2 separate regions of the Homo sapiens genome follow, and region 1 is linked to region 2. The links are chromatin loops, found by intact Hi-C in ENCODE. Cell type or tissue: breast epithelium. All regions are shown on one strand. Links, peaks and the distances in the headings refer to the core of each region. The heading gives the core; the rest is flanking DNA. Region 1 has its middle 55 kb from the start of SNORD3G. Region 2 has its middle 68 kb from the start of ZNF644.

What was found. A loop is a pair of places that touch in the nucleus more often than their neighbours do. Peaks named below come from ENCODE experiments on the same cell type or tissue, not always from the same donor. Only the 100,000 strongest peaks of a DNase experiment are listed, where the experiment ranks them.
Region 1: it touches region 2 in a loop (7-fold over the local background); 1 of 110 quality-filtered maps calls a loop at or near these places.

Annotation. Positions count from the first base shown.
Region 1 is chr1:90,595,424-90,610,825 of GRCh38, reverse strand. No RefSeq gene overlaps it. Among named protein-coding and RNA genes, the nearest start is that of SNORD3G, 55 kb to the left of the region's middle. In breast epithelium, for the core only: no CTCF peak of the experiment used is centred there; no DNase peak of the experiment used is centred there.
Region 2 is chr1:91,082,525-91,097,926 of GRCh38, reverse strand. No RefSeq gene overlaps it. Among named protein-coding and RNA genes, the nearest start is that of ZNF644, 68 kb to the right of the region's middle. In breast epithelium, for the core only: no CTCF peak of the experiment used is centred there; a DNase peak (open chromatin) is centred at 5,946; H3K4me3 peaks cover 869 bases; H3K27ac peaks cover 1,759 bases.

The DNA of each region.
Region 1 (15,402 bases), core at 4,117-8,116, 490 kb after region 2:
GTGCTAATACAATATAATTAGATACTACAAAATAAACACAACTTAATTTATTTTTTTAACCTATATTCTGCTCTCCTAACTTGAGCTAGGAACTTGGCAGACTACTTTGCTTATTTCAGAAAGATACTTTGGAAAATAGTGATTAAAAATTATAAGCAAATGGTACCCAGTGAAATCTAACTCAACAAGTCTGTCTAGGATGTCATTTCTTGTATTTTTATTATAGAAATAGAAATTCTCTTACAGTTTTCTACACATTCATCTAAAGAATTATCTGCTTTGGAGCTAATCCCTTCCAATATCCCAATCCCGCTATCTTTGGCAAATAATTTTGCCAATGCTCCAAGCCTAGGGTAAAAAAAAAAAACTTTTTAGCTAGGGGCTGAAGGATGAAGACACTTCTATAATATGAATGCTTTGGAATGTAATGCAACTTTGGACACTGTCAATTGGTTCAGCTTTCCCAGTTTTCTCACCCATTTCTTTCAAAAAGTCATTAACACATATTAACAAATATTAGATATTTAGGGACTCAGGGATAAGGATGAAATTCAAAAAGGAAGCTATGCTCAGATGCTGAGCCATTTCTGACACTTTTGGCATTCTTTCTTGCTTGGACTTCTACTAGTAAATTTTTTTGTTTAGCCACCTCATTTTGGATGTTTGCATACAATCCAGTAAAGTGGCATAGTGACCACAAAATTGTATGAATCATTTTCAGACAGTTTATGAAACTTTATTCACAAGATTTCCATCTTGGGAATGTTCTACCACCTCTGTTTAATTTCCCCAAATCTTTCTTTTCCTTCAGACTAGGTCAAGTTTTCTTCACTATAAAATTTTCATGACTATTTTATCTCCCAGCATCTTCATCCTTTTCTAAATTTGAAGGCAAATGAATGCTCATACCATGCATTTTTCTATCCTAGAAGTTTGACACTTACTATTTATTTTCTTGTTACATCACATGGGTTACAGAGTTGTTTTGTTATTAAACTTTACATGTTAACATCTCTTGTATCTGCAATGAGACTGTAAGCTCTCTAAGGGCAAATAACTAATTTTATATTTCTTTTAGTTTTCTTCATTATGCGTACACTTATTTATTTACTTATTTTTTTAGAGACAAGGTCTCACTTTGTTGCCCAGGCTGGAGTACAGTGGTGTGATCATAGCTCATTGCAGCCTGGAACTCCTGGGTCAAGTGAATCTCCCGCTTCAGCCTCCCGAGTAGCTAGGACTATAGGCACGTACCACCATGCCTGGATAATTTTAAATTTTTTGTAGAGACGAGATCTATCCAGGCTGGTCTCGAACTCCTAGCCTCAATTGATTCTTCTGCCTCAGCTTCTGAAAGCACTGGGATTACAGGCATGCACCACCGTGCCCAGCCTTGTATACTTTTTTGATTGATTGAATGAATGAGTGGCTGAAGAATCTAGGAGCATAAAATATATAAATGCCTATATGTTATGGATGAAGAGGTTAGTGCATAGTATGTCAAAAAGGCTCAGATAAAGATGTCAAAGTAGGAAAGCACAAAAAGATTTTTTTAGGTCTGCAGTATTATCTTCTTTAATTGGCCAATTTAAGTTGGACAATTGAGGTCATTAATGTTATATATTAGTGTTAAATGACCATCCTGCTCATATGACATTTATTCATGTAACTTGCAAGGGTATACAGTCAAATGAGGACCATTAATTCCCACATCTGGAGAAATGCATGTTTTTTGGTCAGTTGGGGAGATGGTGTTAAGGACCTTCTTGAATTATTTTTCTTCTTTCAAAAATGAGGGGAAATTCCCATATTCCAGAGGCAAATTGTATAATAATCTTATTTTTACATTTCAGTTTTTTATAGAAACAAATTCTGAAACCAATGTCCTATAATTTTGGCAATAAGTTCTTGCAAATAAAGGAGACTAAAACATTTGCAAATCACTCAAGTCCCTATTTGGATATAGTAAACTTGGGCGATTTCAAGGGAATTGTAGTTTTTTTTTTTTTTTTAAATAAATAAGCCTTTTTTTTTCTTTTAAAGAGAGGGGTAATTAAAATATATAGCTTAGATGGAAACTTGGCCTGTGATTCATTAAAATGTTTCGTGAATATTGCCAATCTTCCCCACTTCGTTAGACTTTTCCCCTGCTTCTACTCTCTGTGTCTGGCTCAGTCTTGTCCTGGCCTCTAAATGTGTTTATTCTATACAGTTTGTGTGTTTGTTCATTTATTAATTCAATAAATATTTATTAAGTATCTGCTTATCTTAAGCACTTATAGTCACAGATGTTCATACCATTAAGCATGCCATCCAAGATAAACTTGAAAAGTTTTTGGGACTTGATACATTGCAGAAACATCAAACTTATTTAAGTTCAATGTACACTTGAAGAATCTGCATTATTTTTTCAATAATGCCTGCCTTTTTAAAAATCCAACACAAGCCTTTTCGAACTCCTTGGCATTGAAGTACATGAAGTGTGGGTCTTGTGTTTCTTTGCATTTAAAATTCCTTCTATACGACAAGCACTCAGTATCTATTTGTTGAAAACAGTAGATGGCCAACTTACAATGTGTATATCTTTAATAGGAAAAGTGCTAGAGAGGGTACTAGAGAAATGCATTTGAGAAAGATAAGGCTTTAGGCAGTATTAAGACTCATTAGTAACTGTAAGTTTATTATATTGAAATGAACCAAATACCAATGATCTTAATAGGAGACATTTGTTTTATGGGCTAAAGCATACATTTCTAAAAGAGTGCTTAGGGACATTAATAGATATTTCGTGTGAAAGAATGTTCTGTGGTTACTTATGCTTGAGAAATACTAGTTTCAACAGAGGAAATCAGTGTCTTTGTTGCAGGGCTTCTCAGAGCCTTTAGAATGCACCGTGAACAAGTAGCACAGCTCAAATGTGTATGATCATGGAATCCCGCTAATATAGAACATTTCTCAGGACTGGTGTCTCTGCAAAACATACATGAGAACGTGCTATCTTAGAGCAATTATATTCCAATTATTAAGTACTAGGATTCTGCACAGGTGCTTGGGGTGAGGTGGCAAGAATAATAGGCAAACAGACTCCCACCATATCTGTAGCCAGAGAAAATGTAGTTTTATCAATTTATATATTTGAATTCTATATGACATTTTATATGGACTCCTAAAAAATTTTTGCAAATCACTGCTCCAGAGCTGGGGGAAAATTACTCTAAAGTAGCTGTAACATCAGCTGTACAATAATAGATTTCATAAAAGCATACTTGACATGGTTTGGCTGTGTCCCCACCCAAAATCTCATCTTAAATTGTAAAAATTCCCGCATGTCAAGGGCGAGACCAGGTGGAGATAATTGAATCATGGGGGCGGTTTCCCTCATGCTGTTCTCGTGATAGTGAGTTCTCACGTGATCTGATGGTTTTATAAGGGGCTTCCCCGTTTGCTCAGCACTCATTCTCTCCGCTGCTGCCCCGTGAAGACGTGCCTTCCGCCATGATTGTAAGTTTCTTAAGGCCTCTCCAGCCATGCGGAACTGTAAGTCAATGAATCCTCTTTCTTTTATAAATTACCCGGTTGCGAGAATTTCTTCATAGCAGCGTGAGAGCAGACTAATACAGTGCTCTAGCAGCACTACTTAGAATGTGGCAGGCATATTAAAGCAAGCTTCCACACATGCCATGCCCACATACGTGCATACAGACTCCCACCATACATACAGACATCACGGAGGTGTGGCCTTGATGTGCTGAACTTACAACTTAGTTTTCTTTCTCAAGTCCCTTTCTTTCAACTCTCCATATTGTGCCTTTTAGGCTGATTCTCCTACCGTCGTTTCTTTAATATTAAATTATTATGAAATCCATGGGCTATACAGAACATATAAAGGCTAATGACAAATAGTTTTTCCTTTAGTTGATTAATAAAATTTTATTTTTAGAGCAGTTTTGGGTTCACAGAAAAATTAAATGTAAAGTGCAGAGAGTTCCTATATACCTCCAACCTCACAGAGGTGTAAACTCCCCTGCCATCAATATCGTTTGATACTTTTGCTGATTGATGTGAGTAGTTTTTATTAAGAAATAATTCAGGTATATAAAAGGTATAAAGATAAAAATGTATAAAGAATAATATAATTAACCCCTGTCCAGCTACCACTCGTTTGAAGCCTTTTGTGTATTCTTAATCCTAAATGCCCACCAGTACCCGTTTCCTGAATTGGGAGTTTGTCATTCCTACACATATTCTTACCTACCTAAATACCATAAATTCCTTTACAAATTACCCAGTCTCGGGTATTTCTTCATAGCAGCACGGGAAGGACTAATACAGTGCTCTAGCAGCACTACTTAGAATGTGTTTGTCTTTTACGTTTTGTCTACCTAAACAATATGGTACTGTTTGGCATGTTCTTATCACAAAAGTGGCATCATCTTTAGGTACTCCAGAGAAACTTTCGTTTTTTGTTCAATATTGTGTTTGTGAAATATTTTCATGTTTATTCAATACCTCCAGTTCATTTATTTTCTCTGCTATTATTCTCTTATTTGATTATACCGTAACTTTTAAATTCTACTATTGATGAGCATTTACTTTTTTTTTACTTTTTGCAATAACAAATGAAGCTGCTATCAACATTTTAAAGTTTTCCCTATGCACATGTGCAAGAATTTCCTTACATGTGCCTCAGAGTGGTCACATGTTCAACTTCATAACATTGCTTGTATCAATTGTATTCCCAACAACAGTTTACAGGATTTCTCTTGGCTCTACATCCTTGTCAACACTCAGAATGGTAAGGTTTGGCCAATAGAACAGGTGGAAAATAGAATTTTAATATGATTTTAATTTGAATTTTATTGTTTATTAGTAATGTTGGGTACCTTTTTATATGTTTTTTTGCCCTTTGGTTTCTTATTCTTTGAAATGCCTCTTTTTTGCTCATCGGAAAATCTTCACTTAAAAAAAAATCCTTTGCTAAAACCAAAAAACATAAAAACAAAAATCAAACAACTTTAGGTTTATTCTAGAATCTTACAGGGTTATTTTGTGGTCTACTATGAGAAAATTCATTCCATCTTAATCATACCCAGACTGGTTGGAGTGGTCTTGGCCTATAGCCCTATGTGAGATTTTGAGTAATCTTTCACCTCTCAGAAGGCTGGGTTGATGCGATGGCCAGACCAAAATTTCACTGTGACCTCAGGACAAGGCACAGGGGACTGGCACATGCCCTGTCTGTTAGAAATCAAGACCAGGTGGGAGACTTCAATCTCCAGGAGAAAACTGGAGATTTAATAAGACTCTCTACACTTTCTACCTAACACTTTTTGTCTGAAAACCTCAAGGCATTCAGGAAACATTAATTAATTAAGCTTTACAACAGCTCTGTGAAATAGGTAAGGATATACAGGAACATATCTCTAGGGAAACAACATGGCAGCTGTTTAGCAACATGCAGGAATACTAAGTGGCAGACAGTAAGGCACTGCAGACATATGCAATTAAAAAATGATAACAGCACTTGGAGGTAGGATTCTTTCTTGGAATTTGGCCCGAATTCTGGCACTGACAGTTCTAATAATAGGAGGAGCCTGGTCCAAGCAGTGAGTCCTGCTGAAAGCCCAGGTGGGCCTGGGCCATTTGAATCTAAATGCAGTGTTTCTTTAAGTAAGATGATTTTTGTTTATTTTTTTAATTCTTAATTCTTTTATGATATAAGCTATTTCTCCTCATGCCTCAAACCCTATTTGTCTTTTAAGGAATGAACAGATCTAAAGTAGAAAAATAAGGAAAATATGAACCCTTCTGAATGAAAATGTCTATTTTTTTTGTAATAAAAAATTTCTCCTGAGTTTTCTTTTTTGTGCCAAGACAATCTGGTGGTAAAGGGAAGCCAGTTAGAAACAAAAATCACAACAATACCAGTATTTAGGACTTAGGAGGAAAAATTTTAAATGTTTTAAAGTATAAAATGTAAATCAATCAGATCTATTTAGTAAAGAATAAAAGTTAGGAAGATCATATAATTATCTTTATTTCTATCTAGAAATTTTATACTTTAAGACCCTGAGTTACTCTTTACATCCAAAAGAACCAAAGTCATGAGATTAAATTAAAAAAGGGTTTGGTAGATCCAGAGAATTATTAGCTGTCAGTGTTAGGGAGAATAGCATTAACATTTTATGGGGTATTTCTACTTTATGCCTATCACCTCATATACTATAATCTCATTTCACCTTAATATATATAGGTATGAAGTATATATTTATATATGTAATATATTTATACAAGTAATATATTAATCCCATAAAAAGGTATAAAATAAAAAATAACGTATCTTCACTCCATCATCTCTCTTCCCTTTGTATATATATCCAGAAAAAAGGTTTTATGCATATACCTGTATGTTTAGAAATACAATGGATATGTGCATATATGTATATACTTTTTATTATATATGTATAACTTTAATTAACACAAATAGAGTCATATGATCCACACCACTGCCTATGTAGCTTTTAAAACATAAATACATATGGGAGCTGTTTCCTCAAAAGCACATACAGACCAAGCTCATTACTGTATTTGACTGTGTGGCATTCCGTAGTATGAGCGTACCAGAGTATATTACCTGGTTCCTATTGGTGGACATTTAGATTGTTTCTTGTTTTTATAATTATAAGTAGTTATAAGAATGTATTAATATCTGTGTCTTGGCAGATATTTTTGACTATACATCTCCATAGAAAACTTTCTAACATGAAATGACTGGGTTAAAGTATATTGGTATTTAGAAATTTGATAGACATAGCTGACTTGCTATCAAAAAATATTATGTAAATGTACACTTTTCCATCAATAATAGAAGTTGAAAACAAAATTTTAGTTTCTTTTTCCACACACTATCGCCAATATTGGTTATTTTGGCAAAATGATATTTCATTTTTTTATGTTTCTTTAAATTTTAGAAGTTGAGCATATTTTCATGTTTACAGGACCTTTTTATTAGTTTTCCTAAAAGCTTCCTGTTCACAGCCTTTGACTATTTTCTATTGCACCATATTTTAAAAATGGATTTATATTAGGTCTTTTAAAATTAAGAAATTGGCTTTTTGCATCCACATTGCACATAGTTTTCTAAGTATTTTGTCTTTTGACTTTATGCATTTTTATGTACAAAATGTTATATTTCTGTGTAGACAATTTATCATTCTTTTAAAATTGCATCTAGGTTTTATGTCCTGTTTACAAAAGCCCTTCCAATTCCAAGATTGTAAATAAATTTGCCTGGGCCTTATTCTAGTGTTTTTATAGGTTTATTTTGAAAAACTTTGATTCATCTGGAATTAAAACTTTTTCGTGGCATAAGAAGCAATATAATGATCCATCCTCTTTCCAGCCCTTCACCCTTTCTTCTTCCCTCTCTCTCTCCCTTTGTCATTGGCTAGCTACATGTCCTAATTCTGGTTACTGCATACTCCATTCTTACCCCTGCTTTGAAATGCCTCTTTTATCATGTTAGTATCTCCAGCTCACATATGAGAAGCTACACTAACAAAGATAGTGGCAGAGCCAGAATTTGATTCCTTGTTAATTTAAAGCTAAGGTCTGACCTTTTCTCACTTCAGTGTTTTGGATTGATACTGAGGAGAGGCATGTTTATCATCTTTTCAAATTTGCTTTTTTTTTTTTTTTTTTTTTTTAGTTTTTGTGGGTACATAGTAGGTGTATATATTTATGGGGTACATGAGACGTCTTGATACAGGCATGTGGTCTGAAATAGCACATTATGGGGAATGAGGTATCTATCCCTTCAAGCATTTACACTTTAAGTTACAAACAATTCAATTACACTCTTTAAGTTATTTTAAAATGTGTCATCTTAATTTAGATTTGGATTTTATTTATTACTTTGAAACTCAGATCCTCAATTCATGCCATACTCTCCTCGTTGGTCCAGGCATGACTTTTAAGTTAATTATTTATTTTTAATATAAATAAACAGCCATATGCCCACCACTCAACCTGGAAATGAACATTGATGAATATGGTTTTTTTCCTTTCTAGTTCCTTGTCTTTCCTACTTGAGTTTCCCTATTCTAAATCTTGTATTGATTTATCTCTTTTTTTAAATATGGGAAATACGTTACTTCTGGTATGTTATTATAAGAAAAATAATGCTATCCTTCCTAAAAATAATGTAATTTAGTGTTAGTTATTTTTAACTTTATAAAAGAGGCAAGAAGTTGTATGTAACATTTTGGGACTTAGTTTTTAGCTTTTTTTTTTTTTAACTCAATGTCATATTTCTAAAATTCATCCATATTCTTATTACAGTTAAATTGTTACTGATAATTTGGAAAACCGTCAGCATTATCTTATACAGTTGAGTCTACACATTCTTTACAACTGATAAATTTCACTCTCATTTATATATCCCACAGAGACTCTTGCAATGCCTACCAGAGATAAGTACAAGAATGTTAATAGCAGCATGTTTGTAATAGCAAAACTCTAGAAATAATCCAAATCCCCATCAATAGGAGAAAAGATAAATAAATAATGGGATATTCACATCAAATAACATTTTGTACTATTAAAAATTTTAATGTAATTAGGCTCATTTAAATATTTATCATAACAAATTCAACATAATGGAGACAACCAATGTTTCACTAATTTATGATGCCAGCTTTGCCCATCTTTATGTAGACTTAGAAGAAAACTCCTATTATTTTGATACACATATTTAAAATTAAAATTAAAATGTTCCATTAGTTCAAATGATTAGAAAGGTTGTAGTTCTATACTGATCTTTTTGTTTGTTTTTGTTTTTATTATACTTTAAGTTCTGGGATACACATGCAGAACATAGAGGTTTGTTACATAGGTATACATATGCGATGGTGGTTTGCTGAACCCATCAACCCATCATCTACATTAGGTATTTCTCCTAATGCTATCCCTCCCCTAGCCCCACCACCCCCTGACAGGCCCCGGTGTGTGATGGTCCCCTCCCTGTGCCCATATATTCTCATTGTTCAGCTCCCACTTTTGAGTGAGAACATGCAGTGTTTGGTTTTCTGTTCCTGTGTTATTTTGCTGAGAATGATGGTTTCCAGCTTCATCCATGTCCCTGCAAAGGACATAAACTCATTCTTTTTTTATGGCTGCATAAAGAAAGTGTATATGTGCCACATTTTCTTTATCCAGTCTAAACTGATGGGCATTTGAGTTGGTTCCAAGTCTTTGCTATTGTGAATAGTGCTGCAATAAACATATGTGTGCATGTGTCTTTATAATAGAATTATTTTTAATCATTTGGGTATATACCCAGTAATGGGATTGCTGGGTCAAATGGTATTTCTGGTTTTAGATCCTTGAGGAATTGCCACGCTGTCTTCCATAATGGTTGAACTAATTTACACGCCCACCAGCAGTGTAAAAACGTTATTTCTCCACATCCTCTCCAGCATCTGTTGTTTCCTGACTTTTTAATGATTGCCATTCTAACTGGCGTGAGATGGTATCTCATTGTGGTTTTGATTTGCATTTTTCTGATAACCGGTTATAATGAGCTTTTTTCATATGATTGTTGGCTGCATAAATGTCTTATTTTGAAAAGTGTCTGTTTATATCCTTCACCCACTTTTTGATGGGTTTTTTTTTCTTGTAAATTTGTTTAAGTTCCTTGTAGATTCTGGATATTAGTCCTTTGTCAGATAGATAGATTGCAAAACTTTTCTCCCATTCTGTAGGTTGCCTGTTCACTCTGATGATAGTTTCTTTTGCTGTGCAGAAGCTCTTTCGTTTAATTAGATCCCATTTGTCTATTTTGGCTTTTGTTGCCATTGTTTTTGGTGTTTTCGTCATGAAGTCTTTGCCCATGCCTATGTCCTGAATGGTATTGCCTAGGTTTTCTTCTAGGGTTTTTATGGTTTTAGGTCTTATGTTTAAATTTTTAATTCATCTTGAGGGAATTTTTGTATAAGGTGTAAGGAAGGGGTCCAGTTTCAGTTTTCTCCATACGTGTAGCCAGTTTTCCCAAATCATTTATTAAATAGGGAATCCTTTCCCAATTGCTTGTTTTGGTCAGGTTTGTCAAAGATCAGATGGTTGTAGATGTGTGGTGTTATTTCTGAGGCCTCTGTTCTGTTCCATTGGTCTATATATCTATTCTGGTACCAGTACCATGCTGTTTTGGTTACTGTAGCCTTGTAGTATAGTTTGAAGTCAGGTAGTATGATGCCTCCAGCTTTGTTCTTTTTGCTTGGGATTGTCTTGGCAATGTGGGCTCTTTTTTGGTTCCATATGAACTTTAAAGTAGTTTTTTCCAATTCTGTGAAGAAAGTCATTGGTAGCTTGATGGGAATAGCATTGAATCTATAAATTACTTTGGGCAGTACGGCCATTTTCATGATATTGATTTTTCCTATCCATGAGCAAGGAATGTTTTTCCATTTATTCGTGCCCTCTCTTATTTCCTTGAGCCGTGGTTTGTAGTTCTCCTTGAAGAGGTCCTTCACATCCCTTGTAAATTGTATTCCTAGGTATTTTATTCTCTTTGTAGCAATTGTGAATTGGAGTTTGCCCATGATTTGGCTCTCTGTTCGTCTATTATTGGCATATAGGAATGCTTGTGATTTTTACACATTGATTTTGTATCCTGAGACTTTGTGGAAGCTGCTTATCAGCTTAAGAAGTTTTTGGGCTCAGGTGATGGGATTTTCTAAATATACAATCATGTCCTCTGCAAACAGAGATAATTTGACTTCCTCTTTTCCTATTTGAATACCTTTTCTTTCTTTCTCTTGTCTGATTGCCTTGGCCAGAACTTCCAATACTATGTTGAATAGGAGTGGTAAGAGTGGGCCTCCTTGTCTTGTGCTGGTTTTTAAAGGGAATGCTTCCAGCTTTTGCCAATTCAGTATGATATTGGCTGTGGGTTTGTCATAAATAGATCTTATTATTTTGAGATATGTTCCATCAATACCTAGTTTATTGAGTGTTCTTAGCATGAAGGCATGTTAAATTTTATTGAATGCCTTTTCTGCATCTATTGAGATAATCATATGGTATTTGTCATTGGTTCTGTTTATGTGATGGTTGACGTTTATTAATTTGCGTATGTTGAACCAGCCTTGCATCCCAAGGGTGAAGCCGACTTAATCGTGGTGGATAAGCTTTTATTGTGCTGCTGGATTCTGTTTGCCAGTATTTTACTGAGGATTTTCACATCAATGTTCATCAGGGATATTGGCCTGAAATTTTCTTTTTGTGTTGTGTCTCTGCCAGGTTTTGGTATCAGATGATGCTGGCCTCATAAAATGAGTTAGTGAGGAGTCCCTCTTTTCTATTGTTTGGAATACTTTCAGAAGGAATGGTACCAGCTCCTCTTTGTACCTCTGGTAGAATTTGGCTGTGAATCCATCTGGTCCTGGGCTTTTTTTTGGTTGGTAGGCTATTAATTATTGCCTCAGTTTCAGAACTTATTATTGGTCTATTCAGGGATTCGACTTCTTCCTGGTTTCATCTTGGGAGGGTGTATGAGTCCAGGAATATATCAATTTCTTCTAGATTTTCTAGTTTATTTGCATAGAGGTGTTTATAGTATTCTCTGATGGTAGTTTGTATTTCTGTGGGATCGGTGGTGATCTCCCCTTTATCATTTTTTATTGTGTCTGTTTTTTTCTTCCCTCCTTTCTTCTTTATTAGCCTGGCTAGCAGTCTATCTATTTTGTTAATCTTTTCAAAAAACCAGCTCCTGGATTCATTGATTGTTTTGAAGGGTTTTTCATGTCTCTATCCCCTTCAGTTCTGCTCTGATCTTAGTTATTTCCTGTCTTCTGCTAGCTTTTGAATTTGTTTGCTCTTGGTTGTCTAATTCTTTTAATTGTGATGTTAAGGTGTTGATTTTAGATATTTCCCACTTTCTCTTCTGGGCATTTAGTGCTATAAATTTCCCTGTACACACTGCTTTAGCTGTGTCCCAGAGATTCTGGTACGTTGTGTCTTTGTTCTCATTGATTTCAAAGAACTTATTTATTTCTTCCTTATTTCGGTTATTTACCCAGTGGTCACTCAGGAGCAGATTGTTCAGTTTCCATGTAGTTGTGTGGTTTTGAGTGAGTTTCTTAATCCTGAGTTCTAATTTGATTCCACTGTGGTCTGAGAGACTGTTTATGATTTCCATACCTTTGCATTTGCTGAGGAGTGTTTACTTCCAATTATGTGGTGGATTTTAGAATAAGTGCTATGTGGTGCTGAGAACAATGTATCTTCTGTTGATTGGGGGTGGAGAGTTCTGTCTATTAGGTCCGCTTGGTCCAGAGGTGAGTTCAAGTCCTGAATATCTTTGTAAATTTTCTGTCTTGTTGATCTAATATTAACTGTAGGGTGTTATAGAGTCTCCTACTATTATTGTGTGGGAGTCTAAGTCTCTTTGTAGGTCTCTAAGTACTTGCTTTATGAATCTGGGTGCTCCTGCATTGGGTGCATATATATTTAAGATAGTTAGCTCTTGTTGTTGCATTGATCCTTTTACCATTATGTAATGCCCTTCTTTGTCTCTTTTGATCTTTGTTGGTTTAAAGTCTGTTTTATCAGAGAGTAGGATTGCAATCCCTGCTTTTTTTTGCTTTCCATTTGCTTGGTAAGTCTTCCACCATGGCCTTATTTTGAGCCTGTGTTACACTGATCTTTTAAAGAGTTCAAACATGTACACATTTACCTGAACAAAATTTTGTAAGTAGTTTATAATAAATAAATATGCTTTTATAATGGTATAATAGTAATTTGTACAAGTGAATGTAAATGACAAGTGAATGTGCAATGCTATTATGTATTGATTACAGAAAAATTCAGTTTTTAAAATATTTATAATTGGGAATATTGTTAAATACTATTAAGCCTTGAATCAAAACTTTCTGATATTATAAGGGAAACCGGTATAAACACTTTACTATTTGCAATTTCTTATTATAGCAGGCAAAGATTTTGTACACACTGTGGAAAAAAAACCCACATTTAGAAATAAATGGAAAGTTAGTTTAATTTGATTATAGCTGCAATCTATACTGATGTTCTGATCATCTCCTATTCACTCTGTCAGCAAGGAAGGATTCCCCAACCTAAATAATATAAGATGACCAGAAACATGATGCCTGACACTGGACAGAAGAAACTGACAGCAGTTTATTAGTCACCTAGACTCAGAGTCCTGGGAAGGAGGGTACAGCATGCTAGAGGGGGCCATACCACAGGGGTCACACTTGGAAGCCAACTAAGCAGTAGGGGCTCTGAGAGGCAAGCTTTGTGGAAACAAGAGAATGAGGTGACTCCTGGCTCCTGTGAGAATGCGATTGACTTGTGCAAATAATTTTGCCGTTGGTAGGGAGGTGAAACTCATTAGGTTGAAACTAAGTGGAGTGCAGCTGGCCCAGCTGATAGAGGAACTAGCCAGTGGGAAGCCTTTTCCACAGGGTGAGGAACATATCTGGTAAGAGCAGGGTAACTTAAGAGTTTAGGGCCCTATGACCTTAAAGATGCCAAGGCAGACATGAAATTTAGGCCATACACTACAATCTGCCAGTTTCAGATTTTTAGCTTATTAAAGCATCTTCATTACATCTATTGATCATTTTATAGTGAGAAAATGTTGTAAATTTAAGGTTTTTCAGCACTCTTCTGTGAAAAGTAATGCTTTTAGTTGTTAAATCCTAGATTTCCAAGTAACATATTGGTTTAAAAAAAGTTTTATTTTATAAAATGTTTCTCCATTGTCTTGGCTTGCATTGGTTTGAATAAGAAGTCTGCTGTCATTCTTATGATTATTCATGTAACTTGTCTTTTTCTGATTATTTTAAAGATTTTATTGCTAGTTTTAAACAGTTTTTTTTTTTTTTTGAGACAGAATCTCGCCCTGTTGCCCAGGCTAGAGTGCAGTGGCGCGATCTCGGCTCACTGCAACCTCCGCCTCCTGGGTTCATGCCATTCTCCTGCCTCAGCCTCCTGAGTCGCTGGGACTACAGGCACCTGCCACCATGCCTGGCTAATTTTTTTTGTGTTTTTAGTAGAGACGGGGTTTCACTGTGTTAGCTAGGATGGTCTCGATCTCCTGACCTCATGATCCACCTGCCTCAGCCTTCCAGAGTGCTGGGATTACAGGCATGAGCCACTGTGCCCAGCCAAACAGTTTGATTTTAATGTAACTTGGTATAGCCTTATTCATGTTTCTTGGAGTGCATTGAGCCTCTTCAATCTTTGGGCTTATAGTTTTCATTAATTTAGAAAATGTTCAGCCATTATTTCTTCAAATATTTTCTTGTGTTCCTATCTCTCACTCCCATTAGGCAATCCAGTTACACATAAATTAGGTCACTTGAAGTTGTCTCTTTTTTTCTCTTTGTATTTTATTTTGGATAATTTCTCTTGTATATTTTCAAGTTCACTAACTTTTTCTTCTGCAATGTCTAATCTGCTTTTATTCAATCCAATATATTTTTCATCTCAGAGACTGTAGTTTGTATTTTTAAAAGTTTGATATGGATTTTTTTAACTTCAAAATCTCAAATTAACATGCTCAATATTTCTACTAGCCTCCTGACCACATAAAATACAGTTTATAATAAGTTTTAATAGCTTTGTCTACTAATTCTGTCTTTGTGTCACTTTTTGGCTGGTTTTGGTTAATTGCTTCTGCTCATTATGGGTCACATTTTTCTTCCTCTTTGAATACATAATAATTTTTTATTTGATGCCAGACTTTGTGATTTTTCCTTTTTGTGTGCTGTTTTTGTCTTCCTGTAGTATATAATGTGTCTTGCTTTTGATCTTTGTTAGTTATGATCAGAGCAGCATTTCTTTAGAAACATGTTTTTCGTACTGCTGAGGCAAAAGCCTTGTGAACACAGTAGCTGATGTTCAGTGAGTTGTTTGGTTTTTCACTTTGGCGGATGAAATACGAACTGTACCTGGCCCTGTGTGAACCCTAGGTGTTGTTCCTGTGAATCCCTTTCAGTGGTTTCTTCTTTTTCTCTGAGTTTGCTGATCAGTATTCAGCAGATAGTCAAGTAGGACCCTTTGCAGCTCTCCAGAATTCCCTCTCTCTCTTTCTTTCTCTCTCTCTCTCTCTTCCTCTCTCTCTTCTGCTTTTTCCACTCTACTGTTCTGTCATGTGAATTCTAGCCACCTTAATCTCCACCCAATTCTTATTCCTCAGTGTAGGCGTACTGTTGGTCACTGCCTGGTTTCATTTTTTGTGCTGTATGTGGAAACTCTTTAGGCAGTAAGGTGAAACAATGGTAGCAACTTTTTTGTTGGCATCATACATTTGCTGTATTTTGTTGAAGATTTTTGTGTCTGTGTTCCTCAAGAATATTGGTCTGAAGTTGTTTTTTT
Region 2 (15,402 bases), core at 4,289-8,288:
TCTATATATTAACAGCAAGCAATCCAAAAATAAAATTAGGAAAACAATTTCATTTATAGTAGCACCAAAAATATATGTAGCAATAAATTTAATAAAAAGTAGAAAATGTACACTAAAAACTACAAAACATAAATGAGACACATTAAAGAAGATCTAAATAAGTGAAAAGACATTCCATGTTCATATTCAAAGACTCAATATGTCGAGATGGCAATCTTTCCCAAATTGATTTATAAATTTAATGCATCCCTATCAAAATCATAGCAGCTTTTTTTTTGTTAATTCACAAATGAATTTTAAAATTTATATGAAAATGTAAAAGACCTAGAAAAGTCAAAATAATTTTTTAAAAAGAGAACAGAGGTGGGGGATTTATACTGCTAAATATTAAAATTTACTGTAAGGCCACAGTAGTCAAGACAGTGTAGTATTAACGCAAGGACAGGCATATAGATCAATGAAACAGAATTGACAGTCCAGAAATAAACCTTACATTTATGGGGAATTGATTTTTAACAAAGGTGTCAAAACAATTCAATGAGGAAATTGTAGCCTTTCCAACAATGGTGCTGGGACAATTATTAATAGATACCCATATACAGAAAAGTGAACTTCCGTCATAAAATACACAAAGATTATCTCATAGACTTAAATGTAGGATCATAGACTTAAATGTAGGATCATAGACTTAAATGTAACAGCTAAAATGATAAACCTCCTAGAAGAAAATATAGCAGAGGCCAGGTGTGGTGGCTCATGTCTGTAATCCCAGCACTTTGGGAGGATGAGGCGGGCAGATCACCTGAGGTCAGGAGTTCCAGACCAGCCTGACCAACATGGAGAAACCTCCTCTCTACTAAAAATACAAAATTAGCCAGGTGTGGTGGCACATGCCTGTAATCCCAGCTACTTGGGAGGCTGAGGCAGGAGAATCGCTTGAACCCAGGAGGGAGGGGTTGTGGTGAGCCAGGATGGGGCTATTGCACTCGAGCCTGGGCAACAAGAACAAAACTCCATCTCAAAAAAAAAAAAAAAAAAAAGGAGGGCCGGGCGTGGTGGCTCACGCCTGTAATCCCAGCACTTTGGGTGGCCGAGGCAGGCGGATCACTAGGTCAGCAGATCGAGACCATCCTGGCTAACACGGTGAAACCCTGTCTCTACTAAAAATACAAAAAAAAATTACCCAGGCATGGTGGTGGGCACCTGCAGTCCCAGCTGCTCGGGAGGCTGAGGCGGGAGAATGGCATGTACCTGGGAGGCGGAACTTGCAGTGAGCTGAGATCGCACCACTGCACTCTAGCCTGGGTGACAGAGCGAGACTCTGCCTCAAAAAAAAAAAAAAAAAAAAAAGAAAATATAGCAGAAAATATTTGTGACTTCGTATTAGGCAAAGGTTTCTTAGATTTATCAAAAGTAAACCTATTTTTTGAAAACATGATGAATTGCATTTTATCAAAATTTAAAACATTGGTACTTCCAAAAATACCACTAATCGGTTAAGGCACTTGTATCTAGAATATAAAAGAATTCTTATAACTTAACAATTAAAAAATAATGAATTAGAAAATAGGCAAATGATTCAAATGAACTTTTTCCCAAAGATATACAACTGGTGAATATGCACACAAAAATGTACTCAACATCATTTAGTTATTAGGGAAATGTGAATGAAAATCACGATAAGATACCAATTCACATCTACTAGGCTGATTCTCTTACACTGCTGGTGGGAATGTAAAAGATGTAGACACTTTAGAAAACAGTTTGGCAGTTTTTCTTTCTTTCTTTTTTTTTTTTTTTTTTTTTTTTTGAGACGAAGTCTCACTCTGTTGCCCAGGCTGGAGTGCAGTGGTGTGATCTTGGCTCACTGCAACCTCCGCCTCCTGGGTTCAAGCGATTCTCCTGCCTCGGCCTCCCGAGTAGCTGGGACTACATGAGCAAACCACCATGTCCGACTAATTTTTTATTTTTATTTTTTTTGAGGCGGAGTCTAGCTCTGTTGCTCAGGCTGGAGTGCAGTGGCGCGATCTCGGCTCACTGCAAGCTCCGCCTCCCGGGTTCACGTCATTCTCCTGCCTCAGCCCCCCGAGTAGCTGGGACTACAGGCGCCCGCCACCACACCCGGCTAATTTTTTTGTATTTTTAGTAGAGACGGGGTTTCACCGTGTTAGCCAGGATGGTCTCCATCTCCTGACTTCGTGATCTTCGTGATCTGCCCGCCTCGGCCTCCCAAAGCGCTGGGATTACAGGCGTAAGCCACTGTGCCTGGCCATGCCTATGTATTTCATGCTTTCTGGAACAGAGAATTTATATTACTATTCAGCACAAAACAAAAAGAAAGGAAGAAAGAAAAGAAAGAAAGAGAGAGAAAGAAGAAAGAAAAGAAAGAAAGAGAGAGAGAGAAAGAAAGAAGAGAGAGAGAAAGAAGAAAAAGAAGAAAAGAAAGAAAGAAAAGAAAAAGAAAGCAAGAAAGCGAGCAAGCAGGAAAGAAAGAACAAATAAATGATATATTGTTAGAAGACAACTCTCCGGCTGGGCGCGGTGGCTCACACCTGTAACCCCAGCACTTTGGGAGGCTGAGGTGGGCAGATCACCTGAGGTCGGGAGTTCGAGACCAGCCTGACCAACATGGAGAAACCCTGTCTCTACTAAAAATACAAAATTAGCCAGGCGTGGAGGCGCATGCCTGTAATCCCAGCTACTTGGGAGGCTGAGGCAGGAGAATCGCTTGAACCTGGGAGGTGGAGGTTGCGGTGAGCTGAGATCGCGCCATTGCACTCCAGCCTGGGCAACAAGAGCGAAAACTCCGTCTCAAAAAAAAAAAAAAAAAAAAAAAAAAAATTCTCCATGGTCTGAGGCACTGATTGCCTGTTCCAGACCATCCTTTCAAGGATGATTGTATAGCAAACAGCTTCAGCTTTGGAAGATTGAGATAATACCTCTCTCTAAAGCAGAGAGATGGCTTGTGTGATATCCAGTTTAATGAAGACAATGTCCCTCTCCAAGACAAAGGTTGAGTAGGTTTGCTTGAAGGCTCTTATAAAAAATTAGAGCTAGGCATGGTGGCTTATGTCTGTAATTTCAGCACTTTGGGAGGCCAAGGTGGGCACATCACTTGAGCCCAGGAGGTGGAGACCAGCCTGGGCAATATAGTGGGACCTTCTCTCTCCGAAAAAACAAACAAAACCAAAATTATCTGAGTACGTGCCTGTAGTTGCAGCTACTTGGGAGGCTGAGGTAGGAGGATTGCTTAAGCTTAGGAGGTTAAGGCTGCAGTGAGCTGTGATCATGGCACTGCACTCCAGCCTTGGTGACAGTGCAAGACCCTGTCATAAATAAATAAATAAATATAAATAAAGGTTTCCTTAGCCTGTGGTCCCTTCGCTTTGACACGTTTATGTCCACTGCCTGTGCAGCATCCATCTAGGCCCCCTGTACCACTCCCTGGGACCTGAGGGGCATGGAGAAACAGCACAAACACAAAGCTGCCTGCTGAGCCATGAGTAATGAAGTCCTTTGCCCATGATGCAGGAGTCTCATGGTTTCTGTCAGTAGACATGAAACTGTGGCAGGCTACCTGATTAGCCTGCAAGTAGGGTAAAATCTCAGACCTTCCATAGTTCTTGATATATAAGCGAAACATGAATGAGCCTCAAAAATATTATGATAAGTGAAAGAAGCCAGAAGCAAAAGACTACCTATTGTATTATTCTAGTTACATGAAATATCCAGAAAAGGTAAATTTATAGAGAAAGAAAGCAGATGAGTGATTCCCTTGGGCTGAGAGTGGGAGCAGAGACTGATTGCAAATGGACATGAAGAAGCTTTTTGGAGTGATAGAAATTTTCAAAAACTGGCTTGTTGTGATGTTTACACAAATCTCTAGACTTAATAAAAATATCATTCAACTGTACCCTTACAATGGTGAATTTTTATGGTATGTAAACTACACCTCAATAAAGCTGTTTAAAAAACACAGTAAAACACTACTTCATACTCACCAGAATAGCTAAAATGGAAAAGATGCAATAACATGGGTTGGCAAGGGATGGAGAGCAACAAGAATATTCATGCATTGCTGGTGTGAATATGAAATGGGGCAACCCCTCCAGAAAACCATTTGGCAGTTTCTTGAAAAGGTAACATACATCAACCCTATGAGCCAGCAATTCAGCTTCCTAGGTATTTACACACAAGAAGAGAAATGAAAACATCTGTCTGTCCATGAAAGGGCTGTACTTCAATGTTTGTGACAGCTTCATTTATAATTACTCTAATTTGCAAATTACCCAAATGTTCTTCAACAGGTAAAGTGATAACCAAATTGTGATATATTCATACAATGAAATACTCTTGGCCAAAAAAAAGTTACTGATATATGAAGTAACATAGATGAATCTCACAGCTATTATGCTGAGCAAAAGAAACCAGATACAAAGGAGTACATAACATGAGTATTTATATAAAGTTCTAGAGCAGGTAAAATTGATCTAGAGTAATAGAAATCAAATTAATGGTTATTAGGCATGATAAGGGAAGGAAGGGCCACATGGGAATTTTCTGGGGACTGGCAAACACACACACACACACACACACACACACACACACACATATATTTCTTGTCAGAGACAGCGTCTCACTATGTTGCCCAGGCTGGAGTGCAGTGACTATTCACCAGCACAATCATACAAACACACTGTGGCCTTGAACTGCTGGTCTCAAGGGATTCTTCTGCCTCAGCCTTCCAAGTACATGGGACTACAGGCGGATGCCACCATGCCCAGCTAATTGTGTATCTTGATTTTCAGGTGGTGGGTACACAATACATACCTTTGCCAAAAGGCATCAACCTGTTTCATCAATCTGCTTACCCTGTGTAAATGTTATTGTACATAAATTACCTTATTTGAGTTCAAATTAAATAAGTTTATTATCTTCTCTCCAAATCACCACTATCATGGACGATAACACCCTCCACGTTAACCAGGTCAAAAACTTCAAAGGTTTGGCTGATTTTTTTCCTTCTTTATCTTTCAAATCCCATTAGCTATAGGTCCAGTGGATTTTCCCTTTGAAATCTATGCATTCATTCCTACCTTGGCCCCAGTACTGAAGTCTATTGTTTCCATTAGTCTTGCACAGGCAAAAGCAGAGGCAGAGTAGAGAAAAACAGAGAGAGGAGGAAGGGGTGGGGGAGGGAAACTGACAACCGTGAATTCCTTGTTTGTTATTTTTTTTGTGGGGGGCGGGATTTAAGCTTAACCTTTGTGTTTTGTTTCTATTATTGGCAACGAATGCTGAGGCAGAGTGATGTGGTGATTAGAAGCTTGACTGGAGCTAGAATGACTAAGTTTCGATGAATCTTGGCTCTATTAACTGTGTGGCTTTGAGCAATTTACTTATCCCTTTGAGCCTCAGTTTCCCCCCCATTACTGCACTACCACTACAAATGAAATGACCACACACTGTAAACTCTTTTCCACTCCTTGAGCATTTTTTTTTTGCCATTACATAATTAAATATTTAAAAAGCAAACAACGAAAAGCACATGTTAGATGCTGTGATAGAGATGGTGACCAAGTGCTGTGGGAGAGCTGAAGAGGAGCATTACTCCATCAGCCAGACTTCAAAGGCTGAGGGCTAATCCTCAAGACGGCTCTCACCAACTCCATGTTCAGGAGTTTCCCAAACTACCCTCAGATGCTAGGATTCTATAAAGACACAGAACTTACAGAAAGCTATTATTCTCCCAGTGACGGTTTAATTACAGGGAAAGGATACAGATAAAAATCAGCCAAAGGAAGAGGCACACAGAGCAGAATCTGAGAGGTTTTCAATTGTGAAGCGTCCATCGTCCCATCCCCCCGAAGTCAGGAAGTGTTACCCTCTCAGCATTGATGTGAGACAATGTGCATGGAATATTGCCAACCAGGAAGCTCACTTGAGCTTCAGTGTCCAGAGTTTTGTGGTTTCATTTATTTATTTACTTATTTAAGGTGGAGTCTCACTCTGTCACCCAGGCGGGAGTGCAGTGGCACGATGTTGGCTTACTGCAACCCCTGCCTCCCGGGTTCAAGCAATTCTCCTGTCTCAGCCTCCCAAGTAGCTGGGACTACAGGCGTGATCCACCTCCCCCGGCTAAGTTTTTGGATTTTTAGTAGAGATGGGGTTTCGCCATGTTGACTAGGCTAGTCTCGAACTCCTGACCTCAGGTGATCCACCCGCCTTGGCCTCCCAAAGTGCTGGGATTATAGGTGTGAGCCATCTTGCCTGACCTGTGGGGTTTTAAATTTTTTTAAAAAAATTTTATCTCTTAGACAGGGTCTTGGTATGTTGCTCAGGCTGGTCTTGAACGCCTTGGCTCAAGTGATCGCCCTGCCTCAGCCTCCTGAGTAGCGGGGACTTTAGGCACGTGTCACTGCACCCATCTCAGTGTCCAGAATTTTTATTGGGGATTCATTACATGAGCAGGATTAATTTATTGATTGACTGATTGATTGCCATGCGGTTGAATTCAGACTTCAGTTTTTATGATACCGCAAGACCCAAAGCCCTGACCCTAGGTCACATCATTGGCCTTTCTGGTATGGCTCATTCCCACCCTAAGACTGTTAGGTGTGATAAACCCCACGCTGAAATCTGGTGTGGCCATCCGCCATCCTAAACAGAGACTCTCCTGTCAGGTATGACAGAGTACCTCCTAGAGGTCTAGAGTAAAAGCCAGATATATTCTTTGGTGAGGCCAAATTCTTTACTACAAAGAATTTGGGAGCCAAGCTTTATGGTTAGGGTTGAGATAAGTTGAAGTCTAATTGAAGTCAGCAGAAGAATCTGACAAAAGCCATGATGGATTGATTTGTTACTGATATTTTTATGTAAAAAAAGAATCAGGGCTGGGAGCATTGGCTCATTCCTGTAATCCTGTAACCGCCCAAGAAGTTCACCTTGCCTGCTGCGTAGACAGGGCCACTTCATCAAGACAGGGGAATTGCAATAGAGAAAGAGTAATTCATGCAGAGCCAGCTGTGCGGGAGACCAGAGTTTTATTATTACTCAAATCAGTCTCTCCAAGCATTCAGGGAGCAGAGTTTTTAAGGATAACTTGGTGGGTGGGGGGAAGCCAGTGAGCCAGGAGTGCTGACTGGTCAGAGATGAAATCACAGGGAGTCAGAGCTGTCTTCTTGTGCTCAGTCAGTTCCTGGGTGGGGGCCACAAGATCAGCTGAGCCAGTTTATTGATCTGGGTGGTGCCAGCTGATCCATCAAGTGCAGGGTCTGCAAAATATCTCAAGCACTGATCTTAGGAGCGGTTTAAAGGGGGTCAGAATCTTGCATCCTCCAACTGCATGATTCCTAAACCATAATTTCTAATCTTGTGGCTATTATTAGTCCTACAAAGGCAATCTAGTCCCCAGGCAAGAAGGAGGTCTGCTTTGGGAAAGGGCTATTACCATCTTTGTTTAAACTATAAACTATAAACTAAGTTTCTCCCAAAGTTAGTTCAGCCTAGGCCCAGGAACGAACAAGGACAGCTTGGAGGTTAGAAGCAAGATGGAGTAGGTTAAGTTAGATCTCTTTCACTGTCTCTGTCATAATTTTGCAAAGGCGGTTTCAATCCCTCCCTTTGGGTTTTATAACACCTTAACCTTGAGGTGTAGGGTATGAAGATGGGAAAAGACCATTGATCGCTCTGGCTTCTTCTTGCTGATAGGGAACGTAGTGGGAATGGGAGTGAACCCCAAGGTGAGAAGAGTGGAACTGCTTTGCAATTGTCTCAGCAACTCATGCAGGCCTGGCTGGGCTTTCAAGGCTTGCATGGCAAAAACATTAGTACTTTCATCTATAGTTTTAGTACAGTGTTTAAGTGAATAGCCTACTATAAGGTAAATAATGAGTCCTAGGATAAGGAGTACAATTCCCAATTGTTTTTTTTTTTTTTTGAGACTGAGTCTCACTCTGTCGCCCAGCCTGGAGTGCAGTGGTGCAATCTTGGCTCACTGCAAGCTCTGCCTCCTGGGTTCATGCCATTCTCCTGCCTCAGCCTCCGGAGTAGCTGGGACTACAGGCACATGCCATCACACCTGGCTAATTTTTTTGTATCTTTAGTAGAGACCGAGTCTCACCATGTCAGCCAGGATGGTCTTGATCCCCTGACCTTGTGATCCACCTGCCTCAGCTTCCCAAAGTGCTGGGATTAGAGGTGTGAGCCACTGCGCCCAGCTTTTTTTTTTTTTTTTTGAGACCGAGTCTCGCTCTGTCGCCCAAGCTGGAGTGCAGTGGCGTGATCTTGGCTCACTGCAACCTCTGCCTCCTGGGTTCAAGTGATTCTCCTGTCTCGCCCTCCCAAGTAGCTGGGACTACAGGCATGTGCCACCACACCTGGCTGATTTTTTTTATTTTTAGTAGAGACGGGGTTTCACCATGTTAGCCAGGATGGTCTCGATCTCCTGACCTCGTGATCCGCCCACCTTGGCCTCCCAAAGTGCTGAGATTACATGCTTGAGCCACCGTGCCCGACTACAATTCCCAATATTAAAAGCAAAGATTTGAAAGCATTAGTTTGAGGACTTCTAACCCACAAAGAATTTAGAATTTAGTCTAAACTGCAGAAAAAAACCTCAAGAACAGCTATAGTTTTTCTGTGAAAGCATAATTTTTCTCTCTCCAGTCCTCATTTTTATTAAAAACAAATCATGACAGAACTTATTTGTTTACAAAATAAACTTTAGTCTTACTATACGTGGCCTGATTATTTGCATGAAATGCAGCAAGAATAATTATTTTTCACTTAGGCTTTTAAAATTGGCTTTGATAGAGCGTTGTTCTGTGAAGAATCTCAGATAAGACTTTTTTTTTTTTTTTGAGACAGAGTCTCACTCTGCCACCCAGGCTGCAGTGCAATGGCGTGATCTTGGCTCACTGCAGCCTCTGCCTCCCAGGTTCCAGCAATTCTCCTGCCTCAGCCTCCTGGTAGCTGCGATTACAGGTGCATGCCACCACGCCCAGATGATTTTTGTATTTTTAGTAGAGATGGGGTTTCACCATCTTGGCCAGGCTGGTCTTGAACTCCTGACCTCAGTTGATCTGCCTGCCTCAGCATCCCAAAGTGTGGGATTACAGGCGTGAACCACCATGCCCAGCCTAAATAAGGCTTTTAAAAAGCCCAGCCCAGCCATGGGTTTGTACCCTCAAATACCCCTGAGTTGGACAAATTCCTCTCCTCTTGAGGTCCCAAGATAACCTGGGGTTCCTGGGCCTGTTAGAAAGTGACATTCTTTACTTACCACAGGTCAGGAACCTTGTACAGGCACTCTGTGTGGATAAGGTATGAGGCCAGATTCCCCAACAGGCTTTAATTGGCTATACAAGTCAACTTTGATTCTTTAAAGGAAGCATGCCATTCCAGTCAAAGCCTTAGCAAAATAACCAATTTCTCCAATTGTGTCCTGTTACAAAAGAAAATGGATTCTTTTTGCACTTGTGCAATTAGCTATACTGCCATAAATTAAGAATATTCATAAACAGTTTCCAAATTCTGGAGCAATCAGGTAGAGAGGAACAAATATGCTCCAAATTTTGTTCACAGGAGTATATTTTACTCACTTGTTAAAAGTTGCAAATAGCCCTGTAATCCCAGCACTTTGGGAGGCCGAGGGGGGCAGATCATGAGGTCAGGAGATCGACACCATCCTGGCTAACACGGTAACACCCTGTCTCTACTAAAATTACAAAAAAAAAAAGAGCCGGGTGTGGTGGTGGGCGCCTGTAGTCCCAGCTACTCCGGAGGCTGAGGCAGGAGAATCACTCCGACCCAGGAGGCGGAGCTTGCAGTGAGCCGAGATCGCACCACTGCACTCCAGCCTGGGTGACAGAGCGAGACTCGATCTCAAAGAAAAAAAAAAAAGTTGAAAGTAGCTCTAAAGAAATAAATTCTCTTGACTCTGAAAACAAAAGGTTTCGCAATATTTAATACATTAGCTCTCCATGAGAATCCTAGAAGTTTGGACTAGCACAGTTTTTAAAGTTTTATCTGAGACCTGCACTTAGAGTCCTATATCTGAGTATAAACTGCCTTTTGAAAAGGACCAAAGCAAGCCAAAATGTCTGTGGATGACAAAAGTCTATAGTCACTATTAAAGCTACAGTTGATTAGCAATTTTGGTTACTTCTGTGGCATACAAAAATTTTACATAACAATTATAGTTACTAATAATGTACATAAATTATAGCAACATTATAGAAGTTTCTTATAATTTTAGAACACATACTAATAACATATTTATACAAATACAGTCCAAAATAGACCAAACACCATTCACTCTTGTATTTGAAAGTTTTTCCTCTATTCTAATGTCACAATCTCCAGTGTTATTAATCAGAATCCTGCATTAAGAGCACCTGTCAAATTTTATAGCTGATTATAAAACCATCTTTTAAACAGGAACAAAACAAGACAATTGTCTGTGGATGACAAAAACATTTTAGGGCAGCCACAATTAAAGACACGATTGACAAGGAAATTTGTTACATCTGCAGCACATAGCCTGTTAACATAATAATTATAATTATTACTGATAACATATATTAAGTAATATTAGAATTATAAGAGTTTTACATAATTTTGGAACATATACCAATAACACATTTACACAAAAATAGACGAAAGAAAGCCAAACATCATTTCATATCTGACAATGCTTCCTGTATGATTTTTGTACCAAATAAGCCAAATGTCACTTTTGGACTTTAGAGGACCTAATATCTAAAATATTAGATAAGAAAGAGACATAATTTATAATTTGATTTTGGAAAGTTTGTCAAATATCAAAGCTTTAAAACACTGGATATCACAAAATAGAATCCCAGGTCACCATAAGTCATTCATTTGGGCAAAATGATAACTCCAAAAATTTTTTTAAAAAAGAAAAACCTTTACTCTGATAGAGGAAACTTAGCTTTCCAAACAAGACCCAATGAAGATAGGATGAGGCCAACTGATTCTGTCTCTTCCCTCTCTCCTCCTTTTTTTTCCTGCCATTTACCCAAAGGAGAAAACAAAACCCTTTCATTATCTTTTAACATTACATAAAAATCATCTTCAAAAGAGAAAACCAAACCTCATGTTTACATTAGTGCATCTTTAATATTAAAGCTAGTTTTTTAAATAAAATTTTATAGCTCTATCCAGTTTTAATTAATTTGACCATAAGGTAAGATTTTCATCAACTTTTTAGAACCCTTTACAATTTTACATCAAACAGTAGATCAATTTTCTAAGAAAACTGTGTTATTTGGACACATGGGCCCAAATTCTGGCCCTACATCATATGATTTTAATGTTTTAACCTAAGGAAAAAAGCTAAATAATTTCTTTTAAATCTTAGCCAACTTGTTTATATCCACATAATTTTTATAAGATCAACCCTCTACAAACCCTTTTCACTTTGCTTAAACCTTCAGTTTTGTTCCTTTACTCTTTTAGGTTAAGACAATCTTTAAAACCCTCTGAACTAGACAAAATTACCTTCTCATTAAAAGCCATATTCCTGTGCCTTTTTATAATCTTTTACCAAAAACACACTCAATAAATGGCAAAGTTACACAAATAACAGATGGAAAAATTCCAGAAGCCAACAATTGAACCCAGGCCACCACTGTCAAAAGATAAAGGCTTAGCTACTGAGCTATACAGCACTGAGCAGTTTCTATTGCTTTTCCCAGAAGAAGCCTAGAGAAGCCAATTTCAAGCTTGCAGGGCTTTTAACTGCTCAAGAAAAATTTTTAGGACTATGACATGAACCCCAAAATTCTTGTCCTTTGGACGGTGGAAACCAAAAGAAAGTATCCCCACATGGTCACACAGTTAAGCTCTTAAGGACACAAAAAAAGACAGAGAAATTTCATACAGCATTGGTTTCAGGGACCCATAGCAAAGTTTGCAACTGACCAGTCTGCCAAGCTGGCTTGAAAAGCAGGCTTACAGTGGTCCTAAACCCACGTTCTATCCTGTGATACCCCTCTCTCAATCACAGAACACAGACAAATTCTTAGCTCAAAGTACACCAGATTTGCTACAGCCTAAGACTAGTCTCACAAATCCTTTTTTCTATTAATTAAACCCGTGCAGAGGAGACCAATAGTTTACTGTTTTACCCACACAGAGAAAGAGAGAGAGAGACCAGAAACTTGGCTGGTAAGAATTTCTTACCCTTTTAACTAGCATACCAGGTTTCTGGGTTCCCTTTCTCTGCAGCTTCCTGAAGAATGGAGCGGCTTCTGATGACCCTGCTCGCTTGTGCTATAGCTGTGGGGTTCAAGTCACTTTACAAGTGAAAATCACCCTTTACTGTTTTATGGAACCATAGGTAAGATTCTTAATGTGCAAGATGCTGCCCAATAGGCTGCATGGGGAACTGAATTAACATTTTCCATCCCAGCAAAATACACACAACAAAACAAGCATTAGTCACCTCATTCAGCATCCAATATCAACCTGGCAAAGCTCAAACTTTTTCCCGTTGGTCCCTGTTGCCTTTGATCCACTCCAGGTGGGGATGGACGACTTCTGAACAGTAATTCACAATGCGGTCTCTGGGCAAGGGGAAGAGCAGATAGTCACCCCAAGAGATAGGCTTCTTGAGCCTTCTTTAGGGTTCATCTAATGTGACCAGACAAATAAGAAGGGTTCTCTGAGTTAGGCCTGCTGGACTTCCATCAACAACCCCTCTGAGATCCCTTCCACATATACAAACACACACAAAGATGAGATGGACAGAAGGCCTTCCAAATCAGACCCCTAACCAAGAACTCCAAGAGTATCCTTTCCAAACTATCCTCCTATTTTCTGTCTGAGAAACCTCCTGGAAATTTTCCTGATTGAGGAGAAGTCTCCCAAACCAAGACCCTTCCTACCAGTTAGAAAGAGCCAATCAAGACCTCCAGGAGCCAGATATCCCACAGTGAGGCTACAGACACAGACACCCTATGGTAGAGATACAGACACCCTTCAATGGGGCCACAGACACCCCACCATAGGGATACATAACCAGTTAGGAGAAGGAAGGAGGTGTTGGCAGCGCTTAGGATACTCACCAATCCAGACACCCCACAGTGGGGCTACAGACAGACACCCTGTCATAGGGCTATAGTTAAAAGACGTCTCCCCAGGACTATTTCTCCATTGCAATTAAATCCATGCACATTGGGTCAGCAGTGCCCTGCTAGAGAGAGAGTACCAGAGTCAGCCCCCAGTCCAAGACAACTAGGCAGCCACTTGGGCTGGCTTCCAGATCCATCGCTGAGGGAGGAGGGGAGACTGAACGCTGGGGAGGTAGCCACAAGGGCAAACCAAATTTATAGCCACCCAAGGGGTTCATCTTGCCTGCTGCATAGACAGAGCCACTTCATCAAGACAGGGGAATTGCAATAGAGAAAGAGTAATTCATGCAGAGCCAGCTGTGCGGGAGACCAGAGTTTTATTATTACTCAAATCAGTCTCTCCAAGCATTCAGGGAGCAGAGTTTTTAAGGATAACTTGGTGGGTGGGGGGAAGCCAGTGAGCCAGGAGTGCTGATTGGTCAGAGATGAAATCACAAGGAGTCAGAGCTGTCTTCTTGTGCTCAGTAAGTTCCTGGGTGGGGGCCACAAGATCAACTGAGCCAGTTTATTGATCTGGGTGGTGCCAGCTGATCCATCAAGTGCAGGGTCTGCAAAATATCTCAAGCACTGATCTTAGGAGCGGTTTAAAGGGGGTCAGAATCTTGCATCCTCCAACTGCATGATTCCTAAACCATAATTTCTAATCTTGTGGCTAATGTTAGTCCTACAAAGCAATCTAGTCCCCAGGCAAGAAGGAAGTCTGCTTTGGGAAACGGCTGTTACCATCTTTGTTTAAACTATAAACTAAGTTTCTCCCAAAGTTAGTTCAGCCTAGGCTCAGGAATGAACAAAGACAGCTTGGAGGTTCCAAGCAAGATGGAGTTAGTTAAGTTAGATCTCTTTCACTGTCTCAGTCATAATTTTGCAAAGGCGATTTCAATCCCAGCACTTTGGGAGGCCAAAGTGGGCAGACTGCTTGCACTCAGGAGTTCAAGGCCAGCCTGACCAACATGGGTAAACTGTCTCTACAAAAAAATACAAAAATTAGCTGGGTTTGTTATGTGCCTGTAGTCCCAGCTACTTGGGGAGCTGAGGTGAGAGGATTGCTTGAGCCCCAGAGGTCTAGGTTGCAGTGAGCCAAGATCATGCCACTGCACTCCAGCCTGGGTGACAGTAAGACCCTGTCTCAAAAAAATTTCTTAAAAATTATATTCCTTTTATACTAAAATATTAATAGCAATAATTCTTACCCCTAGATTTTAATTTTATCCTGGCTATTCTTTTTTTTTTCTTGTTACCTCTTTCTGAAAAGCTCATGTTTTCCTAAAATTAGAAAGCTTTTAAAGATGGGTAGAAAAACTGAACTGAATGTTAAACACATACATTTTGCCTTTCAAAGAAGAAAGTAAAAGAATGACCACAATCAGGCTCAGGAGTTTATCTGTTTTCAGTAATCTATGCATTGTTCTACATTCCTCTAGGTAACTGAGAGTTGTCTGAGATCGGTTTTTGTAAATGTTTAATTTTACCTGCTTTTACAAGATAGTCATTTAGCAATAGAAATTTCCAAATAATTCCTCATTTCAGCAGTAATAGGCAAGAAAAGAAGATCAAATCCTTGAACTATTTACTTAGATGAACAGAAATATCCTTTTTTGAAATAATGGATATGCAAGATTTAGCCATTAAAGGGTTAGGGTAAGATGAAAATCCTCTCAGTAATAGTTGAAATCTGAGAAAATCTTTCAAGGAAATTAAACACTTGATCAAAAAGAGGAAAGGGTTATTGGTGAGAGCTGAGATTAAACAGCAGAGTTGTCTGAGAAGAGGCCTCAATTATAAGAAGCATGCAGTTAATAATACCCTCTCAGGGATCTGCCTTTCCTCAAGACATCATTTTGGGGAAAAATGCAATAGGGTTTCATTTTTTTAACTAAGAACACGCAAAGAAAATTTTAAAATGAAAAGTTAGTAAAAAATTAGAACCAAGAAGGAAGAATTTAGAAGTACACTTTTAGAATAATCTAAGAGATAGGAAACTGTTACCCCAAATTGGAGTCAAAGACATTTTAAAAGTACACGTCCATTAAATTTTATTTTGTGAACTGAAATATAGAAACAAACCAAAAGCAAGATACTATTCACACTCACTGCCATGAAATTAACTAAGCACTTCCATCATTTAAGTCCTTCGGCTCCTAAGAACACAGAAATCTCCAGAATGAGTCTGTTATTTGAGTCTCATCTTTGTCAGTGACTCATCACATGGTCCTGAAGAAGAAGAACCACTCTCCCCTGTTCCATT